Linked DNA regions of Homo sapiens: region 2 is linked to region 1. The links are chromatin contacts, found by Hi-C or POLR2A ChIA-PET in ENCODE. All regions are on one chromosome and are shown on one strand. The core of a region is the stretch at or near the end of the contact, and the rest is flanking DNA. Distances in the headings are between cores, read along the strand shown. Region 1 has its middle 17 kb from the start of CORO1A. Region 2 has its middle 31 kb from the start of CD2BP2.

Evidence for each region. A loop is a pair of places that touch in the nucleus more often than their neighbours do. ChIA-PET counts read pairs that join two places held with the same protein, here RNA polymerase II (POLR2A). Pooled maps may share reads with other maps.
Region 2: a loop to region 1 is called in a pooled map, with 2.6 times the contacts of the local background. The contact joins two enhancer-like sites. A Hi-C loop is called at or near these places in 1 of 37 single-sample maps with no recorded cell type and 2 of 50 pooled maps. POLR2A ChIA-PET finds 5 or more read pairs at or near these places in 3 of 52 experiments (activated naive CD4-positive, alpha-beta T cell, activated naive CD8-positive, alpha-beta T cell and naive thymus-derived CD8-positive, alpha-beta T cell).

What each region holds. Positions count from the first base shown.
Region 1 is chr16:30,163,642-30,169,705 of GRCh38, forward strand. No RefSeq gene overlaps it. Among named protein-coding and RNA genes, the nearest start is that of CORO1A, 17 kb to the right of the region's middle. RefSeq lists an enhancer at 2,445-2,704. Within about 2 kb of position 2,735, at least 6 of the 41 ENCODE cell types and tissues checked have a DNase peak (open chromatin) inside an H3K27ac peak, as active enhancers do.
Region 2 is chr16:30,321,198-30,327,261 of GRCh38, forward strand. It overlaps the pseudogene SMG1P5. Among named protein-coding and RNA genes, the nearest start is that of CD2BP2, 31 kb to the right of the region's middle. RefSeq lists a silencer at 3,853-3,902. Within about 2 kb of position 3,779, at least 3 of the 41 ENCODE cell types and tissues checked have a DNase peak (open chromatin) inside an H3K27ac peak, as active enhancers do.

The DNA.
Region 1 (6,064 bases), core at 1,485-3,984:
CACTCCCTGTTCTGGTTCACCCGCCCTGCCTCAGATGCTCATGTTACCTGCACAGTCCTCTCTAGTGAATGAAAGACGGCTGCCAATCCTTTGTAAATTTCCACATCAAAAGAAGTTGGCTGGGTGTGGTGGCTCACACCTTTAATCCCGGCACTTTGGGAGGCAAAGGTGGATGGATCACCTGAGCTCAGGGGTTTGAGACCAGCCTGGCCAATATGGTGAAACCCCATCTGTTGCCAAAAAGAGTGGTTTGTTTGTTTGTTTGTTTATTTGTGTATAGACAGGGTCTCACTCTATTACCCAGGCTGGAGTGCAGTGGTGTGATCATAGCTCACTGCAGACTTGACCTCTTGGGCTCAAGCGATCCTCCCACCTCAGCCTCCCAAGCAGCTGGAACTATAGGCACACGCCACCTATAGTCTGGCTAATTTTTAAATATTTTTAGAGACAAGGGTCTTACTTTGTTGCCCAGGCTGGTCTTGAACTCCTGGCCCTAAGTGATCCTCCTGCCTTGGCCTCCCAAAATGCTGGGATTAGAGGTGTGAGCCACTGCACCCAGCCCGCTAACTTTTTATATTATTCGTTGAGTTAGGATCTCTCTGTGTTGCCCAGGCTAGTCTTGAACTCCTGGGCTCAAGAAATCCTCCTGCCTTGGCCCCTCAAAGTGCTGGGATTACAGGTGTGAGCCACCACACTGGAGCCATTATTTATTATTATTTTGTTTGTTTGTTTGTTTTGAAACAGGGTTGCACTTTGTTGCCCAGGTTGGAGTACAGCAGTGTGATGTTGGCTCACTGCAACCTCTGCCTCCCTGGTTCAAGCAATCCTCCCACCTCAGCCTCCTGAGTAGCTGGGACAACAGGTGCATGCCCAGCTAATTTTGTATATTTTTTGTAGACACAAGGTTGCACCATATTGCCCAGGCAGTTCTTGAACTTCTGAGCTCAACTGATCCACCCGCCTTGGCCTCCCAAAGTGCTATGATTATAGGTGTGAGCCACTGCACCTGGCCAAATTGACAACCATTTTGTTATTTCTCATTATTCTGGGATTTTGAGCAGAAGCATCCTGAGAAAGGAAGCAAAACCTTTTAGTCTACTGAAAGGATAGGCCTGTAATTGTCACAGAATAACTTCTACCACATTCTATCAGTTAAGCAGTCATGGGAGCTGGGTGTGGTGGCTCATGCCTGTAATCTCAGCACTTTGGGAGGCTGAGGTGGGCGGATCGCCTGAGGTCAGGAGTTTCAGACCAGCCTGGCCAACATGGTGAAACCCCATCTCTACTAAAAATACAAAAATTAGCCAGCTGTGGTGGCGTGTGCCTGTAACCCCAGCTACTCAGGAGGCTGAGGCACGAGAATCGCTTGAACCCAAGAGGTGGAGGTTGCAGTGAGCTGAGATTGTGCCACTGCACTCCAGCCTGAGTGATGGAACAAGACTCTGTTTCAAATAAGTAAGTGAGTAAGTAAGTAAGTAAGTAAGTAAATAAATAAATAAAAGATGGATCAGAAGAAGGTGAGATGGCCTGCAGATTACTTAGGGGGTTCCTGCAATGGTAGAAGCAACTCAACTCAGGTAGTGTCGGTAGTGATGAAGAGAAAAGGGGAGATTCAAGGTCAAGACTCCTCACTCCAGGAGGCCCTCCCTGGGGTTCTAATGGGACATGCAGGTCAGAACCAGGAAACACAGAGACAGGTTTGTACCTCAGAGACAGGCTGAGAGTCATCAGAGTTTGCAATTGAAGCTGCCTATGTGGATAAGATAGTGTGGGGAGTTTGAGTGCAATAAGAAGAGATGGAGGTGCGGGACTCACGTCTGTAATCCCAGCACTTTGGGAGGCTGAGATGGGTGGGTTGCTTAGGGCCAGGAGTTTAAGACCAGCCTGGGCAACATTATGGGACCCCCCCCGCCTCTCCAAAAACCAGAAGTATTAGCCAGGCATGGTGTTGCACGCCTTTAGTCCCAGCACTTTGGGAGGCTGAGGCAGGAGGATCGCCTGAGCCCAGGACTTTGAGGCTGCAGTGAGCTGTAATTGCACCCCTGCACTCCAGCCTGGGTGACAGAACAAGACCCTGAATCTAAATAAGTAACTAAGAGGTGGAGTCCTGGGAGGACTCTGGGTGTAATGAGTAAAGCAGAGGAAGAGACACCCCACAGGGGATTGACAGAGAAAGCCATAGAGAAAGATGAGAACAAGGGGAGGGTGCGTCGTCGCATATTCGAAAGGAACATGTTCAAGGAGGAGGCATAGTCAGTAGCATTGGATGGACACCAAAACGTGTTTGCCTGATTTGATGACCAGGAAGTTACTGGTGGCCCTGCTGAGGGCAAATCTTTTTTTTTTTTTTTTTTAATGGAGTTTCGCTCTGTCACCCAGGCTGGAGTGCAATGGCTCAATCTCGGCTCACTGCAACCTCTGTCTCCCGGGTTCAAGCGATTCTCCTGCCTCAGCCTCCCCAGTAGCTGGGATTACAGGTGTGCGCCACCACACCCAGCTAATTTTTGTGTTTTTAGTAGAGATGGGGTTTCACCATGTTGGCCAGGGTGGTCTTGAACTCCTGACCTCAGGTGATCTGCCTGCCTCAGCCTCCCAAAGTGTTGGGATAACAGGCGTGAGCCACCGGGCCTGGCTGGTGAGGGCAAATATATGTGGAATGGCGAGGGCAGAAGACAGACTCAAGTAGGTGGAAAAGTAGGAAATGAGGAAGTGGAGACAGTGAGTGTCCACCACTCTCTCAAGAAACTCACATGTGAACAATAGGAGTGAAATAGGGAAGTGGTTTGAGGTTGCCAAGTTGAGAGAGGTTCCCCCTGCACACAGGAACCTGGGTGTGTTTTATATCCTGAAAAGAGAGGGTCTGCAGAGAGAGGCCTGCCAGTAGAGGAGAAAAGGGTGAAACGATGAGGTGAGATCACTGAAGAAATGGGAGGAATGTGTCCCAAGAGGGATCGGCCTTGGGCCCAATGAGAACCATTACTTTAAAAACATTTTTTTAGAGACAGGGTCTCCTTCTGTCATCCAGGCTGGAATGCAGTGGCGCAATCATAGTTCACTGAAGCCTCCAACTCCTGGGCTCAAGGGATCCTCCTGCTTCAGCCTCCCGAGTAGTTAGGACTACAGGCACATGCCATCACACGTGGCTAATATTTTATTTTATTTATTTATTTATTTATTTGAGACAGAGTTTCGCTCTTGCTGCCCAGGCTGGAGTGCAATGGTACAATCTCAGCTCATTGCAACCTCCGCCTCCCGGGTTCAAGCAATTCTCCTGCCTCAGCCTCCCAAGTAGCTGGGATTACAGGCATGCGCCACCACGCCTGGCTAATTTTTTGTATTTAGTAGAGACAGAGTTTCACCATGTTGGTCAGGCTGATATCGAACTCCTGACCTCGGGTGATCCGCCCGCCTTGGCCTCCCAAAGTGCTGGGATTACAGGCATTAGCCACCGTGTCCAGCCCATATTTTATATTTTGTAGAAATGGAGTCTCACTATGTTGTTCAGGCTTGTCTCAATCTCCTGGCCTCAAATGATCCTCCTGCCTTGGCCTCCAGAAGTGCTGGGATTTCAGGCATGAGCCACTGTGCCCGGGCAGGAGTGCTTTCAGAATGTGAGTCAGTGCTGACCCTGCAGGTAGATGGAAGATCAGGGCCACATGAGGAGGTGCCAGGCTACCAGAGCAACCTCTTGCCAATGAAACTGTTACTTCTTTACCTGGAGACTTGTGGGGGCTCCGTGCTACTCACTGGAGAAAACTCCTTGAGAAGGCTCTGTTTGAGGTCCCCCATGCTCTGCCCCTATGGACCTTCCCAGCATTCTGACCTTTCCTCTCACCCCAAGCATCTGAGGCCCCAGCCTTGGGGGACAGCTCTCCATTCCCTAAAACGTCATGATCTTTTCCTGCCTTCATCTGAATGGCTCTTCTCCCTCCTGCCTCTCTTCTTTGCTTGGCAGACTCCTATTCAATACCTAGTTCAGGCCAGGAGCAGTGGCTCACGCCTGTAATCCCAGCACTCTGGGAGGTGAGGCAGGCGGATCACCTGAGGTCAGGAGTTTGAGACCAGCCTGGGCAGTATAGCAAGACCCCATCTCTAAAAAAATAGAAAAATTAGACAGGTGTGGTGGCTTGCACCTGGAATCCCAACACTTTGGGGTGCCCAGGCGGGCGGATCACCTGAGGTCCGGAGTTCGAGACCAGCCTGGCCAACATGGTGAAACCTGTCTCTACAAAAAATAGAAAAATTAGACAGGTGTGGTGGCTCACACCTGGAGTCCCAGCACTTTGAGAGGCCGAGGCATGCAGATCACTCTGAGGTCAGGAGTTCAAGACCAGCTCAGCCAACATGGCAAAACCCCATCTCTACTAAAAATACAAAAATTAGCTGGGCATGGTGGCAGGCACCTATAATCCCAGCTACTCTGGAGGTGGAGGCAGGAGAATTGCTTGAACCTGCGGGGAGGAGGTTGCAGTGAGCCGAGATCGTGCCACTGCACTCCAGACTGGGCGAAACAGCAAAACTCCATATCAAAATAAAGAAATCATGTCTGCTATGGCAGACCCACAGTCAGCTGCAGCTCTGAGCCAACTGCAGGATGAAGAACCATTGCCTAATTGGAAAGTGTCAGCATCCCAGAATTCAAAAAAGAAATCTGATGAGGCTTTTCCTGCTTGATATATTATATGGAGAATTTAGATCTTATGTTGGTTTGCACAAGTTCCCTGCAGAAAAAAAAATTGCTCTGTGTATATCTCTTGGAAAATAAGATAATACTATTTTTCCTTTGCAAAGGCAGCTATAACAGATGTGAAGACTCAGTGCTCGGTGGTGCCCAGGCTGGAGTGCAGTGGCGTGGTCTCGGCTCGCTACAACCCCGTCTGGGAAGTGAGGAGCGTCTCTGCCTGGCCACCCATCGTCTGGGATGTGGGGAGCCCCTCTGCCTGGCTGCCCAGTCTGGGAGGTGAGGAGCGTCTCCGACCGGCCGCCATCCCATCTAGGAGGTGAGGAGCGCCTCTTTCCGGCCGCCATCACATCTAGGAAGTGAGGAGCGTCTCTGCCCGGCCGCCCATCGTCTGAGATGTGGGGAGAACCTCTGCCCCGCCGCCCCGTCTGGGATGTGAGGAGCACCTCTGCCCGGCCACGACCCCGTCTGGGAGGTGAGGAGCATCTCTGCCCCGCCGCCCCGTCTGAGAAGTGAGGAGACCCTCTGCCCGGCAACCACCCCGTCTGAGAAGTGAGGAGACCCTCCACCCGGCAGCCGCCCCGTCTGAGAAATGAGGAGCCTCTCCGCCCAGCAGCCACCCCGTCTGGGAAGTGAGGAGCGTCTCCGCCCGGCAGCCACCCCGTCCGGGAGGGAGGTGGGGGGGGTCAGCCCCCCGCCAGGCCAGCAGCCCCATCCGGGAGGGAGGTGGGGGGGTCAGCCCCACGCCCCGCCAGCCGCCCCGTCAGGGAGGGAGGTGGGGGGGTCAGCCCCCCGCCAGGCCAGCCGCCCCGTCCGGGAGGGAGGTCGGGGCGTCAGCCTCCCGCCTGGCCAGCCGCCCCGTCCGGGAGGTGAGGGGCGCCTCTGCCTGGTCACCCCTACTGGGAAGTGAGGAGCCCCTCTGCCCGGCCAGCGGCCCCGTCCGGGAGGGAGGTGGGGGGGTCAGCCCCCCACCCGGCCAGCCGCCCCGTCCGGGAGGGAGGTGGGGGGGGGTCAGCCCCCCGCCCGGCCAGCGGCCCCGTCCGGGAGGGAGGTGGGGGGGGTCAGCCCCCCGCCCGGCCAGCCGCCCGGTCCGGGAGGGAGGTGGGGGGGGTCAGCCCCCCGCCCGGCCAGCCGCCCCGTCCCGGAGGGAGGTGGGGGGGTCAGCCCCCCGCCCGGCCAGCCGCCCCGTCCGGGAGGGAGGTAGGCGGGTCAGCCCCCCGCCCGGCCAGCCGCCCCGTCAGGGAGGGAGGTGGGGGGTTCAGCCCCCCGCCAGGCCAGCCGCCCGGTCCGGGAGGGAGGTCGGGGCGTCAGCCCCCCGCTCGGCCAGCCGCCCCGTCCGGGAGGTGAGGGGCGCCTCTGCCCGGCCGCCCCTACTGGGAAGTG
Region 2 (6,064 bases), core at 2,529-5,028, 160 kb after region 1:
AGAGGAATCTAAAACACACTGGTTCTATTTTTATGCTAAGACAGCAGGTGGATTTTTTTTTTTTTTTGGAAAAAGAAAAGGGAACAAATTTCACATAGGAGAAGAGTTTTTGAAATCTTTGCACAACAGGGTGGCCATAGTAAATAATGATGTATTTATTTGCAAAGAGAAGACACAGATAACAATAGCAATAATAATAATGTATTTCAAACAATTAAGAGTAAATTTCAAATGCCTCACCACAAAATATAAGTAAGCAAAGTAAGGCGATAGTATGTTAATTAGCATGATTTAATCATACTACATTACACACATATATATAAACATTACGTTGTACCCTATGTGTACAATTATGATTTCTGAATTAATATTAGAGTGGGGAGAACAATGATTAATTTTTACTTCTTCAGTAAGATTACAATGAAAATGTAGAGAGCACTAGCATTATAGTAACTATACGATAGGCCACTTTAAATAAAAGGCATCTTTTACAAAATTTTTAGTCAATAAATTGATTACCACATACTTACGACCTATTTGCTATTAAGTGTAATTTATAATTCTAGTATTTTCAAAAAAGGAACATATTAAAATCCTATCAATATTTCAAATAATGACAGAATTAATCATTTTTAATAGAATCCTTACTCAGGTCCTTCAAAAACAATATAAACTATGACTTAAGGTAGATTCCTTTAAATCTGACTAATGAATAAATGTTAAATCTCAAATTTCATAGTCCCAGTGCTGGAAAACCTATATTTTTATTTTTCTTCACGTTTATACAAAGAACGTACAGACAGGCAAGAAATGTAATCAACCTTTTTAGGAAAGAATCCCAGGATTTGCTTTCTTTTCAATTAAATATATATGAATTCTGGGGGATACTGGTGATCATCTCTGGATCTTTTTACTCATCTAATGAGAAAAGAGTCTCATTATACAAAGAGGATAGTCAAAAAGCCTAATGATTTCCTCACATAAGTAGATTTTTCTGTCTGGCAAATCTGAAGAAGTCAACATAGAATCTGTCATTAATGCATTGAATCTGAACTTCCACTATTCAAATCAAATTAGGACCTGGAAATAAAGTGTTAACACTTCAGACAAGAAATTCCAGGGTTTGTATCATCAGGAATATAAACCAGGGACACTCTCAAGAGGCTGAAGAGCAAGAGTCATGCACTGCTTCAGAGAATTAAATACTCCAAGATGAAAGTTAAAATTTCAAACACACATATCACACATACACATCTTTTAACATCAGGTTGAAATGCTAAAGGGAACAGAGTAAAGGTATGTTTTCAATTAATAAATTTAAATGAGAGAAAACTTTAAATTCAAAGAGCTTCAGTAAAAAAAAAAAAAATATTAGCAATGTTATCAAATGTGGACGAAAAGCTAATATATGTCACTATGTAATCCAAGACATATTCATTAGTGGCGCCTTTTTTCTGGGCTATTAATATATTAGATGCCATCCAAAAACAAATATCTAGTAAATATTAAGTTTAACGACTTCTTAAAAACCTGTAGGTTCCCAAAGACATATACATGTATGTGCAGTGAGGCCACTGCTAAGCCTCTAACAATATTCTTGTAGACTACTAAAGTTCTCTATGATGATAAAAAGCGTGATAAAAAAAATCTAGTGTCTCCCCTTAATAAACAAAGAACGAGCATAACTTAGGAAGTTCGGTAACAAAAACAATCTATAATTCTGGTACCAGAAATCCCTCTGAGGCTGGGCGAGGTGGCTTACACCTGTAATCCCAGCACTTTGGGAAGCCAAGGCAGGGGGGATCACCTGAGGTCCGAAGATGAAGAACATCCTGGCTAACAGGGTGAAACCCTGTCTCTACTAAAAATACAAAAAATTAGCCAGGCGAGTGGCACATGCCTGTAATCCCAGCTACTCAGGAGGCCAAGGCAGGAGAATCACTTGAACCCAGGAGGTAGAGGTTGCGTGAGCCTAGATCGTGCCCTTGCACTCCAGCCTGGGCAACAAGAGCAAAACTCCATCTCAAAAAAAAAAAAAAAAAGCAACAAGTCCCTCTGAAAAAAGTTTTAAATAATAAACAAAAAAGTCTATAACAGGTTTTTAAATAACTATAAAGTCCTACACATATTATATGAATGCCAACATAATAATATGAATATGAATATCAACAGGGTATCCAAATCCTTTTTTGAAAAGGTCTGAAAATTAATATGAAAGAAGTAATTCAGTATGTTCAGAAATCTGTTGATTCTAGGCCAGGTATGGTAGCTCACACCTGTTATCCCAGCACTTTGGGATTTACAAAATGGCATTTCCTCCTCACCTAAGGTCAGGAGTTCAAGACCAGCCTGGCCAAGATGGTGAAACCCCATCTCTACTAAAAACTACAAAAATTAGCCAGGCGTGGTGGCAGTCGCCTGTAATCCCAGCTACTCAGGAGGCTGAGGTAGGAGAATCACTTGAACCCGGGCGGCAGAGTTTGCAGTGAGCCAAGATCTCACCACTGCACTCCAGCCTGGGTGACAAATAAAATAAAATAAAGAAATCTGTTGATTCTGGAATATTTGCGTTTCATTCCCCAATCAGCAGGCATGCAATTGGCAAGAAGTGTGTTTCCCCAGGCATTCTAATGGGATGCCAGAAGGCTCAACCCAGTGCTTAAATTTTTAGTGATTACATTGCTTAAATAATGTAGACAGATACAATAGACTCAAAATAAATCAATGTGTAAAAAGACTTTAAATATGTGCACAAGGTATTTTTCAAGATGGATAAAACATATGAATCTTAAATTACCATATTCTTTTATTTTTTATTTTTTCTGAGACAGAGGTTTTCCTCTTGCTGCCCAGGCTGGAGTGCAACAGCATCATCTCCACTCACTGCAACCTCCGCCTCCCAAGTTCAAGCAATTCTCCTGCCTCAGCCTCCTGAATAGCTGGGACTACAGGCGTGTGCCACCATGCCCAGCTAATTTTTGTATATTTTTTAGTCGAGATGGGGTTTCACCATGTTGGCCAGGATGGTCTTGATCCCTTGACCTCATGATCCGCCCACCTCGGCCTCCCAAAGTGCTGAGATTACAGGTATGAGCCACTGCGCGTGGCCAAATTACCGTATTCTTTCTTCTGTAGAAAGATCTGGCCACTCCAGTCCATTACGATACTGTCCTTTTGAGCCTGCTCAATCAGTTTGTTTAAGCCCTGCCTCAGGCCAACAAGGCTGCCATAAGAGGAATGCTTTCCCCAAAAAAACATCCTACAAGAACAGTGTTGCAATCTCTGGAGTTAACACTTAATATAAAAACACAAACTTGCAGGATCTCATTTTCATGTATTTACTTGAGGAAAGACACAAATATAGAGTGGATGCTATTTATTGATGCACTTAGTAGGAAAGAAGGGGATAGCAAAAGTAACAATTTTACCAGATCCATGCACATATGCAGGTTGTATTTTACTGGAGATGGCACACATAAAAATTCCAGATAGTGGTAAGGATATGAAAAAAAGTGGCAGGAATGGGTGTGATAGTGAAAAAGTCACTGCATATCTGTACCTTGACTGAGGTCATGGTTACACAGGTGTATACATTTGTCAAAATTTACTGAATTTAAGACCTATACAGGCCGGGCGTGGTGGCTCACGCCTGTAATCCCAGCACTTTGGGAGGCCGAGGCGGATGGGTCACCTGAGGTCAGGAGTTCCAGACCAGCCTGGCCAACATGGTGAAACCCCATCTCTACTAAAAGTGCAAAAACTAGCCAGGCGTGGTGGCAGGCATCTGTAATCACAGCTACTTGGGGCGCTGAGGCAAGAGAATCACTTGAACCCGGGAGGCGGAGGTTGCGGTGAGTCGTGATCGCACCATTGCACTCCAGTCTGGGGGATAAGAGCGAGACTTCATCTCAAAAGAAAAAAAGAAAAAAAGAAAAAACACCACCACCTATACATACATAAATTTTATCTCAAAGAAGCACCACAATAGAATTCAAAAACGAATTCAATTTAAAAAGGAAAAGTACACTCGATTAATACAAGATGGAAAAGAATAACATTATAAAACCAAGTATCTCTGCATGAGCGAACTCCACAAGAATTTAGTAAGTTATACTCTACATTAAAAAAAAAACAAAAAACAAAAACTCAGAATAAGGGAGCATTTCCTATACATATGAAACCACAAAATTTCTGTACTCTTTACTGTTAGGCCTCTATACAAGGGGAAGTATGTTTCATTTTATAGTTCCAAAAATAAAATGGGCTCTGAAAAACTTCAAGATAGTCAAAGACAGGTAACCAAAATGATGACAATGTGAAAAGATTAACAAACAACAGCTCCTCTAAATCATTAAGGGTGGTCCAATGAAAGGAGCCTCAGGGATTTGTTTTAGGCGATTAGGATAAGGAACAAGAGCCAGGTAACAAAGGCAGAAAATCCTAAAGAATTTAACAATTCAATGTTCCCAACAGACACCATGGACCACACTCCATTTTATATGACACTTAAATGACATTCCATACATGTGTCTAACATGAAGATTGAGCAGATAAAAGGTATCACTTTAGTAATCATCCTCAATCAACACCAGATAACAAATGAGGGGCTTTTGCTTATGGAAATTCTCACATATTGAGCTGAACACTTTTACCTTAATTAATTAATTAATTTATTTATTTATTATTATTTTTTTTTTTTTTTTGAGACGGAGTCTCGCTCTGTCGCCCAGGCTGGAGTGCAGTGGCGGGATCTCGGCTCACTGCAAGCTCCGCCTCCCGGGTTCACGCCATTCTCCTGCCTCAGCCTCCCAAGTAGCTGGGACGACAGGCGCCCGCCACTACGCCCGGCTAATTTTTTTGTATTTTTAGTAGAGACGGGGTTTCACCGTTTTAGCCGGGATGGTCTCGATCTCCTGACCTCGTGATCCGCCCGCCTCGGCCTCCCAAAGTGCTGGGATTACAGGCGTGAGCCACCGCGCCCGGCCAATTAATTTATTTTTTGAGACAGAGTTTCGCTCCTGCTGCCCAGGCTGGAGTGCAATGGCTCGATCTCGGCTCACCACAACCTCCGTCTCCCGGATTCACGTGATTCTCCTGCCTCAGCCTCCCAAGTAGCTGGGATTACAGGCATATGCCACCACGCCCGGCTAATTTTTGTATTTTTAGTAGACACGGGGTTTCTCCACGTTGGTCAGGCTGGTCTCTCCCAACCTCAGGTGATCCACCCACCTTGGCCTCCCAAAGTGCTGGGATTACAGGTGTGAGCCACCATACACAGCCTTATCTTAATTTAAATTGTTAAATATAAACATAATACTCAGGTCCTTAGCAGCCCCTTCTCTATATTGTTCCAATTAACTGCCTCCCACTGCGATCTCTCCTGCACGTGTGTGCACGCACTCTAACACACACACTCCTTTTTTTTTTTTTAGACGGAGTCTTGCTCTTGTTGCCCAGGCTGGAGTGCAACGGCGCAATCTCAGCTCACCACAACCTCGGCCTCCGAGGTTCCAGCAATTCTCCTGCCTCAGCCTCCCGAGTAGCTGGGAATACAGGCATGCACCACCACACTCGGCTAATTTTGTATTTTTAGTAGAGACGGGGTTTCTCCATGTTGGTCAGGCTAGTCTCGAACTCCCGACCTCAGGAGATCCACCCACCTCAGCCTCCCAAACTGCTGGGATTACAGGCATGAGCCACCACGGCCAGCCCACACACTTTTTCAAGAAGCAACTAGATTTAATCTTCCTAAATTGTGCCACTTTCCGGCAGGTAAAATTTCAATGATTCCCTAAAGTCACTCCAAATACACTTAAACTGGGCCAGGGTGGTGGCTCACGCCTGTAATCCCAGCACTTTGGGAGGCCGAGATGGGTGGATCACCTGAGGTCATGAGTTCAAGACAAGCCTGACCAACATGGTGAAACCCCGTCTCTAGTAAATACAAAAAATTAGCCAGGTGTGGTGGTGCGTGCCTGTAATCCCTAGAGCTACTTGGGAGGCTGAGGAAGGAGAACTGCTTGAACCCGGGAGGCGGAGGTTGCAGTGAGCCAAAATGGCACCA